2 separate regions of the Homo sapiens genome follow, and region 1 is linked to region 2. Evidence: read pairs that join two places in POLR2A ChIA-PET (ENCODE). Cell type or tissue: GM12878. All regions are shown on one strand. Links, peaks and the distances in the headings refer to the core of each region. The heading gives the core; the rest is flanking DNA.

Region 1 (6,596 bases), core at 2,697-5,196, 810 kb after region 2:
TGTGTCAAAAAAGAAAAAAAAAAAAAAGATTCCACATAAAGTAATGACGAATTAAAATTCTCAGACTCAGAAATTCTAAAACTGCACCTCTCATTTCCCCCCACCTCAAAATATCCATACAAGTCAACACGTTAGCAGCACAGGAAAGCAGGATGAAAACTGCTTTGAGAAAAACTATACACACCACTATATATATTCACTAACAAATAACATGTAACAAAGGATTGTGGGCATTTTTTTTTAAATAGTTCAAAGCCTATGACTGAAAACAGCATTTATAGCCAGGCATGGTGGCACACGCCTGTAGTACCAGCTATTCAGAAGACTGAGGTGCCAGGACTGCTTGTGCCCAGGAGTTCGAGGCTGCAGTGAGCTACAATTGCACCACTGAATTAAACCCTGGAGCCGGGCGCAGTGGCTCACGCCTGTAATCCCAGTGCTTTGGGAGGCCGAGGCAGGTGGATCACGAGGTCAGGAGATCAAGACCATCCTGGCTAACACGGTGCTAAAAATACAAAAAATCAGCTGGGCGTGGTGGCGGGCGCCTGTAGTCCCAGCTACTCGGGAGGCTGAGGCAGGAGAATGGTGTGAACCTGGGAGGCGGAGCTTGCAGTGAGCCGAGATCGTGCCACTGCACTCCAGCCTGGGCAACTGAGCAAGACTCCGTCTCAAAAAAAAAAAAGAAAAAAAGCCTGGGCAACAGAGCAGGATGCCTCCTCTAAAATAAATAAACAAAAAATTTAAAATTTCAAAAATAAGAAAACAGCATTTACACAACTAAAATATTTTCTTCTGATCAGTCACTTTTTTTTTCCCTGAGATGGGGTCTTGCTCTGTCACCCAGGCTGGAGTACAGTGGCAACCTCCACCTCCAAGGTTCAAACAATTCTCCTGCCTTGGCCTCCCGAACAGCTGTGATTATAGGCATGCACCAACACGCCCGGCTAATTTTTGTATTTTTAGTAGAGATAGGGTTTTACCATGTTGGCCAGGCTGGTCTCGAACTCCTAACCTCGTGATCCGCCCACCTCAGCCTCCCAAAGTGTTGGGATTACAGGTGTGAGCCACCACGCCCGGCCCAGTCACTTTTTAAAAAGTTAGGTAGGTAGGTTTCCATTAATAGTGTGAAATAGCTCAGAGCAGACTGACCCTCCTCCACTTAGAACTAGAAAAGTTACACTAAACAGTTTTTTCCCCCCAGAATATTTCTTAAAATCTAAGAAATATTTTCTTAGATTTCTTGCAGAAATCACTGCAAGGCAGTGATTTGAGGGGCAAAATCACAAGAAAAGGCAATAAAATTAAATATCCCCAATAATCGAGACACTTTCACATCCATTACTTTTATTACTGAATTTATCTTCCTAAAATATTGAACTATATTGACGTTACTTGCCTGTCCAAAAGCATTTCAAAGGCTTCTGAAACTAAAGAAAAAAGTATAAATATCTGGGATGCTTTTCTAAGCCCAATATAATTTATCCTCAGCCATTTCAGCCTCATCTTAAACAATAACCTGCAGTATACTCCATAGGATCCAATCACACAGAAAATATTACATTAGTGTCTCAGTCCAATAAAATACATTTTCAACACCAAGCCATCATTAATGAAGTACTATTTTTTTCACTACTTGCTAACCCAGTGTCTTCATAAAACTTTATAAAACTTAAAATAGGCACAAGCAACCATTACATGAATGTGTAGTTACTTGTTCCTTGCACAATTTCTACTTAAGATTTTAACCTTACTTGAAAATCCTCCATCATCATTCTCAGTAAACTATCACAAGAACGAAAAACCAAACACCGCATATTCTCACTCATAGGTGGGAATTGAACAATGAGAACGCATGGACACAGAAAGGGGAACATCACACTTTGGGGACTGTTGTGGGGTGGGGGGAGGGGGGAGGGATAGCATTGGGAGATATACCTAATGCTAGATGACGAGTTAGTGGGTGCAGTGCACCAGCATGGCACATGTATACATATGTAACTAACCTGCACATTGTGCACATGTACCCTAAAACTTCAAGTATAATAATAATAAAAAAAAGAAAATCCTCCAATAGAAGCCGGGTGTGGTGGCTCGTGCCTGTAATCCTAACACTTTGGGAGGCCGAGGCAGGCAGACTGCCTGAGCTCAGGAGTTTGAGACCACTCTGGGGGCAACATGGTGAAACCTCATCTGTACTAAAATATTTTTTAAAAAATTGGCTGGGCGCAGTGGCTCACGCCTATAATCCTAGCACTTTGGGAGGCTGATGCAGGTGGACTACCTGAGGTCAGGAGTTCAACATGGTAAAACCCCGTCTCTACTAAAAATACAAAACATTAGCTGGATGCAGTGGCACACACCTGTAATCCCAGCTACTCGGGAGGCTGAGGCTGGAAAATCGCTTGAAACCAGGAGGCAGAGGTTGCAGTGAGCCAAGATCGCACCACTGCACTCCAGCCTGGGTGACAGAGTGAGACTCCGTCTCAAAAAAAGAAAAAGGAAATCCTCCAATGGAAGATTTCCACCTCCAGTTAGAATGTGGAAGATCACAAAATATCATCACTTTTGCCATAACCATGAGAAAACACTAAATTATTTTTCTTACAAGATACTGAAGACCTCTAGACATAAATAAGCCTAAATGAAGTGAATTACAGAAGAAGATCAGCCTTCTCTAGGTGACCGGAGATAGCTACTGCTTTCAACCCTAAGCAGCATTTGCACTGTGTGAAGATACAGTAAGGAGAGAAAAAAGCAACTATAGGCAAAGGATCTTTGCAAAAACACAGAGAAACCAACTTTTAATGCCCGAGCATGGGCAGAATCTCGAGGACCCCAAATAGGAAACTAGTCCTCACTGCTGTCCAATTACCACCCCCTCCAGAGGACTTCTGCAGAACAAACAGCAGTGCCGCAGAAAGGCTGGCCTGGAAATAAGAGAACATGTAGTCTACCAATGCTTAGGTCCTAAGGTCCTGCCAGGGATAGGAGACCAACCACTCCTCCCTTGACACAGCTGAAACGAGAGGTGAGCTGAAATTTACTAAAATAGGAAGCCACTTGAAATCACCTAGACTGAAGGACAGAGAAACAAACAAAACAAAACAAAACAAAAAAGTGTCAGAGATCTCTGGGACAACATAAAATGATCTAACATACTAGTAACTGCCCTGCCAAAAAGACAAGAGAAACAAAGTGAAGAAATACTTGAAGAGAAAATGAACAAAAATCTTCCAAAAGCAAAAGATTTTAACCCACAGATCCAAGAAGCTCAGTAAGCAACAATGGGGACGAATAGAAGGAAAAAAAAAAAGTCATATCTAGGCACATCAAGGTCAGGCTGCTGAAAATGAAAGATGAAGAGAAAAATACTGAAAGCAGCAGAGGGAAAAACAGACATTACACTGGAGGAACAACAAAGAGAACAACAGACTGACTAGTGACTCAATGGAAACTATGTAAGTCAGAAGACAATATACTTTACCGCCAATCATGAAGTGTTGAAAGAAAAACTAATGTTCTATACCTACCAAAAGAAGCCTTTAAAATTGAAGACATTTTCAGACAGCTGAGATCATTCAGATTGCATAAAAATACTCCTCAGCTCTCAAATAAGACAAATATATCAGTTCTTGCCACGTCTACTTACTTGTACTAGAGATTCTATCAGGATGATTAGGCAAGAAAAAGAAATAAAAGGCATCCAGATTGTAGAGGAAAAAGCAAAACTATCTCTATTCACAGGTAAATGATCTTGTATATGGAAAATACTAAAGAATCCACTAAAAAACTATTAGAACTAATAAATCAGTTTAGCAAGATTCCAGGATCCAAGACACACACACACACAAATTGTTTTTCTACAAACTAGCAATGAATGTCAAAAGTGAAATGAGGAAGTAATTCCATTTTACAATAGCATCAACAAGAATAAAATATTTAGGAATAAATTTAACAAAAGAAGTTTAAGACTTATACATGGAAAACTATAAAACACTGTTGAAACAAATTAAAGACCAAAATAAATAGAAAAATATCCCACGTTTATGGACAAAAAATATTTCATATTGGTAAAACAGCAATAATCCCTAAAGTGATCTACAAATTCAATGCAGTATCTACCAAAACTCCATCTGTGATTTTTTTTTTCAGAAAGGGACAAACTGACCCTAAAATTCACAAGAAAATGCAAGGGAGCCACCAAAAAAAAAAAAAAAAAACAAAGCAATCTTGAAAATTAGAAACAAAGTTCTCAGAGGACTCACACTTCCAGGTTTCAGCTTAGTACAAAGCTACAGTAATTAAGACAGTGTGTCTATTAGTTTGGTTTGGTTTTGAGACAAGGTCCCACTGTGTCACCTAGGCTAGAGTGCAATGGTGCAATCATACCTCACTGCAACCTCAAATTCCTGGAAACAAGTGATCCTCCCACTTTAGCCTCTCGAGTAGCTGGGACTACAGACACATACCACCACACCACTCAGCTATTATTTTTATTTTTTTGTAGAGACAGGTTCTCTTTAGTAGAGACAGGGTTTCACCATGTTGACCAGGCTGGTCTCAAACTCCTGGGCTCAAGCTATCCTACTGCCTTGGCCTCCCAAAGTGCTGAGATTTTAAGCATGATCCACCGTGCCCAGTCAACAGTGTGATATTGACATTAAGACTAGATATACAGATCAACTAACAGAATTGAGAGTCCAGAAATAAATGCCCACATTTATGTCAACTGATTCAATTGCCAAGGTGCCAAGACAATTCAAGAGAGGAAAGAATGGTCTTTTCAACACCAAAAAACTGTGTTCACGCAAAGACTTGTATACAAATGTTCACAGCAACATTATTCGTAACAGCCAAAAACTAAAAACCTTACTGTCCAACTGATGAATAAAAAAAATGTGGTAATGTCCACACAATATTATTTGACAATAAAAAGAAACGAAGTACAGATACATGCTACACATGGATGAACCTTAAAAACATCAAGCTAAGTAAAACAAGCCAGGCACAAAAGACCACATATTAAATGATTCCATTTATATAAAATATCCAAAATAGGCAAATCTACAGAGACAGAGACAGGTGGTTGTGTTGGATTGGGTGGAGCTGGGGAGTGGTTGAGGGAAAATGGGAAGTTACTTTTAATGGGTTTTCTTTCTGGGGTGCTGGTAATGTCCTAAAACTGACTGCAGCACTGAAGTAACGGTTGTGCAATCCTGTGAATATATTAAAAACCATTGAACTCTACACTTTCAGTTGGTAGGTGAATTTTATGTAGATTTTATTGTATGTGAATTATATCTCAATTTTTAAAGTTTTTAAAAAATAACTATTAAAGGAAGTTCTTCAGACTGTTAGAAAATGAAACAATATGGGCCAGGTGTGGTGGCTGAGGCTGAGGTGGACAGATCACTTGAGGCCAGGAGTTCAAGACCAGCCTGGCCTACATGGCAAAACCCTGTCTCTACTAAAAATACAAAAATTAGTCGGGTGTGGTGGTGCATACCTGTAGTCCCAGCTACTCAGGAGGCTAAAGCAGGAAAATCACCTGAACCTGGTAGGCAGAGGTTGCAGTGAGCTGAGATCACATCACTGCACTCCAGCCTGGGTGACAGAGTGAGACTCTATCTCAAAAAAAAGAAAAAAAAAAAAGAAAAAGAAAATGAACCAAAATAAACACAGATCCAGAAACAGATGAAAACAAATAAATAAATACGTAAATATAAAAGACTTTTCTTATATTATTTAAATGACTACTGACTTTTTTTATTTTTAAGGAGAGAAGGAGAGAGGGAAAGAGGAGAAAGAGAGGGAGAGAGAAAGAAAAGGAGAGAAGGAGAAAGGGAGAAAGGAAGGGAGGAAGGAGGAGGGAGAAGAGAGGGAGAGAGGTAGGGAGAGAAAGGAAGAGGGAGAGAGGGTAAGGGAAGGCAAGAGAGGATGAGAGCGAGCCACAGAGAGAGGGAGAGGGTACACACCAACTACTGACTGTTTAAAGCAAATAAAGTAACAAGGTTTAGAGGCTTATATCACATAGAAGGACATCAAATATAAGTGCATTAGCAGTTCATTATTCAAATTATATTCAATAAATTAAGGATGCACATTGTAATCCATATAACACTGCTATATACTGAATTGTGTCCCCCACCAAATTTGTATGTGGAAGCCCAAACAGGGCTTTAGGAGAAAATTAGGGTTAAAAGAGGTTTTAAGGGTAGGACTCTAATCCAACAGGATGGTGGGCTTATAAGAAGAGGAAGAGAGACATCCCCCGCTCCCCCCATGTGTGGACATAATAAGAAAGCAGCTATATATGTATACAAGCCAAGATGAGACATGAGAAACCAAACCCTGCCAGAACTTTGATCTTGGACTTTCTAGCCTCCAGAACTGTGAAAAAAATAAAACTTCTGTTGCTTAAGCCAGCCAATCTACGATATTTTGTTATGGCAGCCTGAGTAGACAAATGCAACCACTAAAAAAATTACAAAGAGGTAATTTTTATATAAATGGAATTTGAAAAGCTCAATCCACACAAAAACAGGGAAAGATAAACAGATAAGAGAAGCAGGAAATAGCAAGATGACATGGTTAAA
Region 2 (6,596 bases), core at 2,610-5,109:
GCAACTACAAAAAGTAAATGGAGATTATTTTTTGTACCCTCTCACCTCCACACTTTTGCACACCTTTCCTTTCTATAATACCCCACATCTGCCCAGGTAGCCTCATGCTTTTCCATCACTTCCTAAAGCCCCAACCGAGATACCTCTCCAAAGCCTGCCCTCCCCAGGCAGTAATGCTCTGAAGTTATCTATTCCTGTCATGTGTAACTCCTCAATGCCCGACAGAGAAGAAAATATGAAAAATAATATACACTAATCCATTAGTGCCTGGAAAAGGCACCCTTAGTGAGGTTTTCAGATATAGTATCCTGTGGGTCGGGAGACATTCTGGGGTAAGGAAGCCCAAATATCACAAATTATGTAATTTTGTAATTCTATTCCTAGAGGTGATTATTGCCAATTACAAGTCAGTCTTTGCTAGCTTCCTAGGAAAAAAAAAGCAAAACTCCAGAGTTAGGAGTGAATGCACTCCTGACCTCTGTGCTGCCTTCTTTAAAAGAAAAAAGAAAGCAGATATAACTGGGAGATGGATAACGTGAGGAATCACCCCTGACATCGCAATGAGGTCATTCTGAAGGACACATCCTTTCCATGTGAACTCGAAGTTCTGCTTAATATTTTTTTCTTCCCTGACCAGACAACACGCAAGACAAGTAACAGATATCTACTCCCAAGTTTGGCATGCTAACGCCAGGATGCAGCTGCCTAAGATTACTCTGTGTTCTTGAGGGTTTTGAGCACAAGTTTAGTGTGGCTGTCGCTCAGAGGGTTGGATTCAGTACTGCCTGTGGATACCAATTGGCCCTGAGGAACCTGCAGATATAAAAGTCCGCCCTCTGTAGACGGGAGTTTTGCATGTATGAATACCGTATTTTCTTTTCTTTCTTTCTTTCTTTTTTTTTTTTTTTGAGGCAAGGCTTCACTCTGTCATCCAGGTTGGAGAGCGGTGGTGCAATCAGGTTCACTACAGCCTTGCCCTCCCAGGCTCAAGCAATCCTCCCATTTAGCCCCCTGAATAGCTGGGACTACAGGTGCATGCATCATGCCCGGCTAATTTTTAAGCTGTTTTATAGAGACAGGGTCTCACTATGTTATCCAGGCTGGTCTCAAACTTCTGAAACTTTTGGGGTCAAGCAATCCTCCCACCTCAGCCTCCCAAAGTTCTGGAATTACAGGGATGAGCTACCGTACCTGGCTGAATACCATATTTTCTATCTGCATTTGGTTATAGATGTGGAACCTGCTGATACGGAGGGCTGATTGTATTTACTGAAAAAAAAATTTACCTATAAGTGGACCCACGCAGTTCAAGCCCATGTTGTTCAAGGGTCAACTGTATATGAAAGTAACAGAGTCAAAGTAGAATTGTAAGGGGAAGGACAAAGACAGACAAGGAATAATACTCCTCAAGTTCTTATTGGTCTTTGTAAGTTTGCTGAGACGAGTCAGAGAGAATGTAACCTATAATTAGCTACATAGCCTTACTCATATTTATTATTCTCTGCAGACATTTTCCTTACGGAATCAGGAAAAGGTTACCCAGAATATTACAGAAAAGAGAACTGGTGGGGTGGGATGAAAAATAAAACATCAGTTGATACAAAGATGCCATTAAACGTACTTTTCTCAGATTTAATCTAATCTATTAAATACTTGTGTCATTTTTCCAGTGCTGCTGGGAACTTATACTATGCTAATAGTGTGCCTTTCAGAGGAAAATGCAAGATTTTTCTCAGTGCTTTTACACCCTATTTCTCATGCTATGGTTCACTTGGGCTTACTAAAAGACTCCTAATTTGACCTTTTTCTTTTCTAATTTAAACCTAGGCAGGGAAAGAAAAGTTCACTGAGTACCTCTTAGGCACCAGATACCCTACTAAGTATTTATCTACATCATTATCTTCATTATACTATTTTACAGATGGAGAAACTAAGGCTCAGTTTAGGTAACTTACCCAAGGCGGCTGTGTCAGTAAAGAGCAGATTGATTATTCAAGTCGGGATCTACTCGCAAATTAAGTATAATTCATGGTCTGATAAAGAGTCTTTCTGGAGCTGGGAGTGGTGGCACACGTCTGTAATCCCAGTACTTTAGGAGGCCAAGGCAGGAGGACTGCTTGAGGCCAGGAATTCAAGACCAGCCTGGGCAACATAGTGAGACCCGTTCTCTACAAATAATCAAAAAATTAGCTGGGCATGGGGCGCATGCCTGTAGTCCCAGCTACTCAGGAGGCTGAGGCACAAGAATCACTTGAACCTGGGAGGCAGAGGGTACAGTGAGCCGAGATGGCATCACTGTGCTCTAGCCTGGGCAACAGACCAAGACCCTGTTTCCAAAAAAAAAAAAAAAGTTTTTTCTGTTGACTGTATCCACCGCCCCCTTAACAAACAATAGATCATATGAGAGCTGCTGAATATTGGAAAATAGGTCAAGCAATCCTATATGATGGCTCATTTCAAAATTTCAGATGCTTTCTATAAGACCATGAAATTTTATCTCTTCTACAGACTCAAAGAAGACAGTTAAATTGAAGGAGAAATAGACCACAGTAATCATGGTTTTCAACTGTCTTCTATTATTTCAGAAGCTGAAAATAATCTACATTAATTTAGAAAATGAAAAGAAGTCTATTGGCTAGGCACAGCGGCTCATGCCTGTAACTCTGGCACTTTTGAGGGCTGAGGTAGGAAAACGGCTTGAGGCTAGTTTGAGACCAGCCTAGGCAACACAACAAGACTCTGTCTCCACAAAAAGTAACAACAAAAATAGCCAGGTGTGGTGACCAGTGCCTGTAGTCCCAGCTACTTGGGAGACTGAGTTAGGAGGTTCACTTGAGCCTGGGAGTTCAGGGCTGCAGTGAGCCATGATCCCCACTACACTCCAGCCTGCCTGACAGAGCAAGACCCCAAAGAAAGAAAAGAAATGGGCCGGTCACAGTGGCTCACGCCTATAATCCCAGCACTTTGGGAGGCCGAGGTTGGCGGATCACAAGCTCAGGAGTTCAAGACCAGCCATTGCCAAAATGGTGAAACCCCATCTCTACTAAAAATACAAAAATTAGCCAGGTGTGGTGGTGGGCGCCTGTAGTCCCAGCTACTCGGGAGGCTGAGGCAGGAGAATCGTTTGAACCCGGGAGGGAGTGGTTGCAGTTAGTCGAGATCATGCCACTACACTCCAGCCTGAGTGACAAGAGCAAGACTCTGTCTCAAAAAAAATAAAAAAGAAAGAAAAAAAAAGAAAAGAAAAGAAAGAAGGAAAAGAAATGGAAGGGAGGGAGGGAGGAAGGGAGGAGATAAGAAAACAAGCAAGCAAGAGGCCAGGTGCGGTGGCTCACGCCTGTAATCCCAGCACTCTGGAAGGCCAAGGTGGGCAGATCACCTAAGGTCAGGAGTTCAAGACCAGCCTGGCCAACATGGTGAAACCCCGTCTCTACTAAAAATACAAAAATTAGCCAGGCGTGGTGATGCACACCTATAATCCCAGCTACTCAGGAGGCTGAGACAGGAGAGTTGATTGAACCCGAGAGGCAAAGGTCGCAGTGAGCCGAGATCATGCCACTGTACTTCAGCCTGGGCAACAGCAAGACTCCGTCTCAAAAAAAAAAAAAAAAAATGCAAGCAGAAAGGAAGTAAAAGAAAAGAGAAGAAAAGAAGAAAGGAAAAGTAAATGAGCTTCTTGGAAAGAAATACACAGAAAAAAGGCCCTGGAATTTAAATAAGGCCTTGGAAGATCCATGTGGCTTCATTTGTAAAACTGGTGAGCTACTCAAGAAGTAATGAAGAAAGAGCACTTTAAATCACCATCAGGCCAGGCGTGGTGGCTCATGCCTGTAATCCCAGCACTGTGGGAGGCAGAGGTGGGCGGATCACTTGAGGCCAGTAGTTCAAGACCAGACTGCCCAATACGGTGAAACCCCAGCTCTACTAAAAAGAAAACACAAAAATTAGCCGAGTGCAGTAGTGCACGTCTGTGGCTTGAGCCTGGGAGGCAGAGGCTGCAGTGAGCCAAGACTCACTGCACTCCAGCCTGGGCAACAGAGCAAGACTGTCTGAAAAAAAAAGAAAAAAAAAATCACCATCAATTTCACAGGGTCTTGCAAAGAATGATTTTATAAGATAATTCTTTTTATACTGGTAAACAAGGATTTTGCAGCTAAAATATTCTACCAAATTAGTTTCCTGCCTTATTCCTTCTCTGAAAATTAATCACAATAAAGCTCCTCAATGAGTTACACTCAAAGGGTTTATTACTGTACTTTTAAGTTCAGCATTCTCTTTGGCTTGATAGAAGTCTACGTCCATGGTAACCAATGCATCCGCAGCAAGAGGAAACTTCTGTTTATAGCAGGATAGCATAGTGGGTGAGTGGGAATTCCAGCATATAAATTCCAGCCTCACAATGTATTTGTTGTGTGACCCCAAGTTAATTACCTAACACCACTAAAACTCGGTTTCTGTATTTGTAAAACAAGGATAACATTCTATTTTATAGTTTTGTTTTTTTTGTGAAGATTAAAAAGAGATGATCTACACAAAGTACTTAGTACAATGCCTTGCACATGGCCGGTGTTCAATGTTAGCCATTATATTAATATTTTTACTGAAGTGGAAATAAATAGTAGGCAAAACAAAAGGAAAGTAACAATGTTGAATATGAGTCACATTTATGTAAATGTAGCTGAAAGTAATAGCTACTAAATATTAATAGTTCCATCTGCAAGGCTAAATTTGAATATTAAAGTTGATGATATAAAGTATAGGCTATATACAACTTTTTTTTTGAGACAGAGTCTCACTTTTTATTTTATTTTATTTTACTTTATTTTATTTGAGACGGAGTCTCGCTCTGTTGCCCAGGCTGGAGTGCAGTGGTGCAATCTTAGGTCACTGCAACCTCTGCCCCAGGGTTCAAGTGATTCTCCTTCCCCAGTCTCCCGAGTAGCTGGGATTACAGGTGCCCACCACTACACCTGGCCCTTTTATTATATTATTATTTTTTTTTTTGTAGAGGCAGGGTCTCACTATGTTGCCCAGGCTGGTCTCAAACTCCTGGCCTCAAGTGATGCTCCTGGCTCAGCCTCCCAAAGTGCTGGGATTACATGTATGAGCCACTTTGCCTGGCAAGGGTCTCCTTTATGTTAAGGATGGCTTCCTCCTTTTACTTCCTCTCTGGGCTTTCCTTTCTATCTCCTTCTACACAAACAACTTTAACCATTTTTATATATAGGCCCCAAAACTATGCAAATATACATACATATTTTTTTCTCTTTTTAAAAACTCTTTTCTTTTTACCATACAAAGTCTATAACTCAAATGCAAATATACTAAGTACATCACAGAATCGTATCTACTAAACAGCTTGGTTTCAGGCCAGGCGCAGTGGCTCACATTTGTAATCCCAGCACTTTGGGAGGCCAAGGTGGGTGGATCACCTGAGGTCAGGAGTTTGAGACCAGACTGGCCAACATGGAAAAACCCCGTCTCTACTAAAAAATACCAAAGGCCGGGTATGGTGGCTCACGCCTGTAATCCTAGCACTTTGGGAGGCTGAGGAGGGCAGATCACTTGAGGTCATGGGTTCGAGACCAGCCTGGCCAACACGGCAAAACCCCGTCTCTACTAAAAATACAAAAATTAGCTGGGCGTGGTGGCATGTGCCTGTAATCCTAGCTACTTGGGAGGCTGAGGCAGGAAAATCACTTGAACCCAGGAGGCAGAGGTTGCAGTGAGTCGAGATTGTGCCACTGTACTCCAGCCTGGGCAACGGAGTGAGACACCATCTCAAAAAAAAAAAAAAAAAAATTAGCCAGGCGTGGTGGCGGGCACCTGTAATCCCAGCTACTCAGGAGGCTAAGGCAGGAGAATCACTTGAACCCGGGAGGCGGAGGTTGCAGTTAGCCGAGATCGCACCGCTGCACTCCAGCCTCAGCGACAGAGCGAGACTCCATCTTAAAAAACAACACGAAAAAACAAAACAAACAAAAATCAGCTTGGTTTCAAAGTACACTGAAGCACAAGATTCAAGACAGAAATCATATTAACAAATGGGAAAGTCCCACTAAAAATCAGGAACCAAAAAGAAAACCAAAATTACATTTTCAGGCCTATAGTCCCAGCTACTCAGGAAGCTGAGGCAGGAGGATCACCTGAGCCCAGGAGTTTAAATGTAACCTGGGCAACATAGCAAGACCCTGACTCTAATTACAAAAAAAATTAAACTTCAGTTTTACAGAAGCACCTATGGTAACTTAATTGCTTGATGTCCAACGCCTGGTCTTCAAGTCCCTGTCAAATTAGGAACTTCCACAATTCTACTCTAAGTGACCCAGGAGTAATACTGGGGAGGTAGATGTAGGTTTGATTGTAATCAATTTTATTAACCCTATCAATGAGAATGGTTATGTGAACAGAAAGGGGACGTTCTATGTGAAAGATAAGAACGGGGCTCAAGAGCCAGAAGCTGGCAATCTACCCAGGAAGAGACAATGTGGCAGGCATAAGTGTGGTATCTGCCAGGGAGATACCAAGTACGGGGTGAGATTAATTGGCAAGGATTCACCCTGCCTGAATGAAATATTCACCGAAACCATCCACAT

What was found. ChIA-PET counts read pairs that join two places held together with the same protein. Peaks named below come from ENCODE experiments on the same cell type or tissue, not always from the same donor. Only the 100,000 strongest peaks of a DNase experiment are listed, where the experiment ranks them.
Region 1: POLR2A ChIA-PET joins it to region 2 with 6 read pairs; 2 of 35 experiments call an interaction of 5 or more read pairs at or near these places.

The regions. Positions count from the first base shown.
Region 1 is chr15:41,688,619-41,695,214 of GRCh38, reverse strand. All of the region lies in intron 2 of MGA (MAX dimerization protein MGA), which reads right to left. MIR626 (microRNA 626) reads right to left here and starts at 3,630; the gene lies at 3,537-3,630. In GM12878, for the core only: no CTCF peak of the experiment used is centred there; no DNase peak of the experiment used is centred there.
Region 2 is chr15:42,502,575-42,509,170 of GRCh38, reverse strand. The region is part of intron 1 of SNAP23 (synaptosome associated protein 23); the gene reads right to left. Among named protein-coding and RNA genes, the nearest start is that of SNAP23, 10 kb to the right of the region's middle. In GM12878, for the core only: no CTCF peak of the experiment used is centred there; a DNase peak (open chromatin) is centred at 3,910; H3K4me3 peaks cover 663 bases; H3K27ac peaks cover 2,071 bases.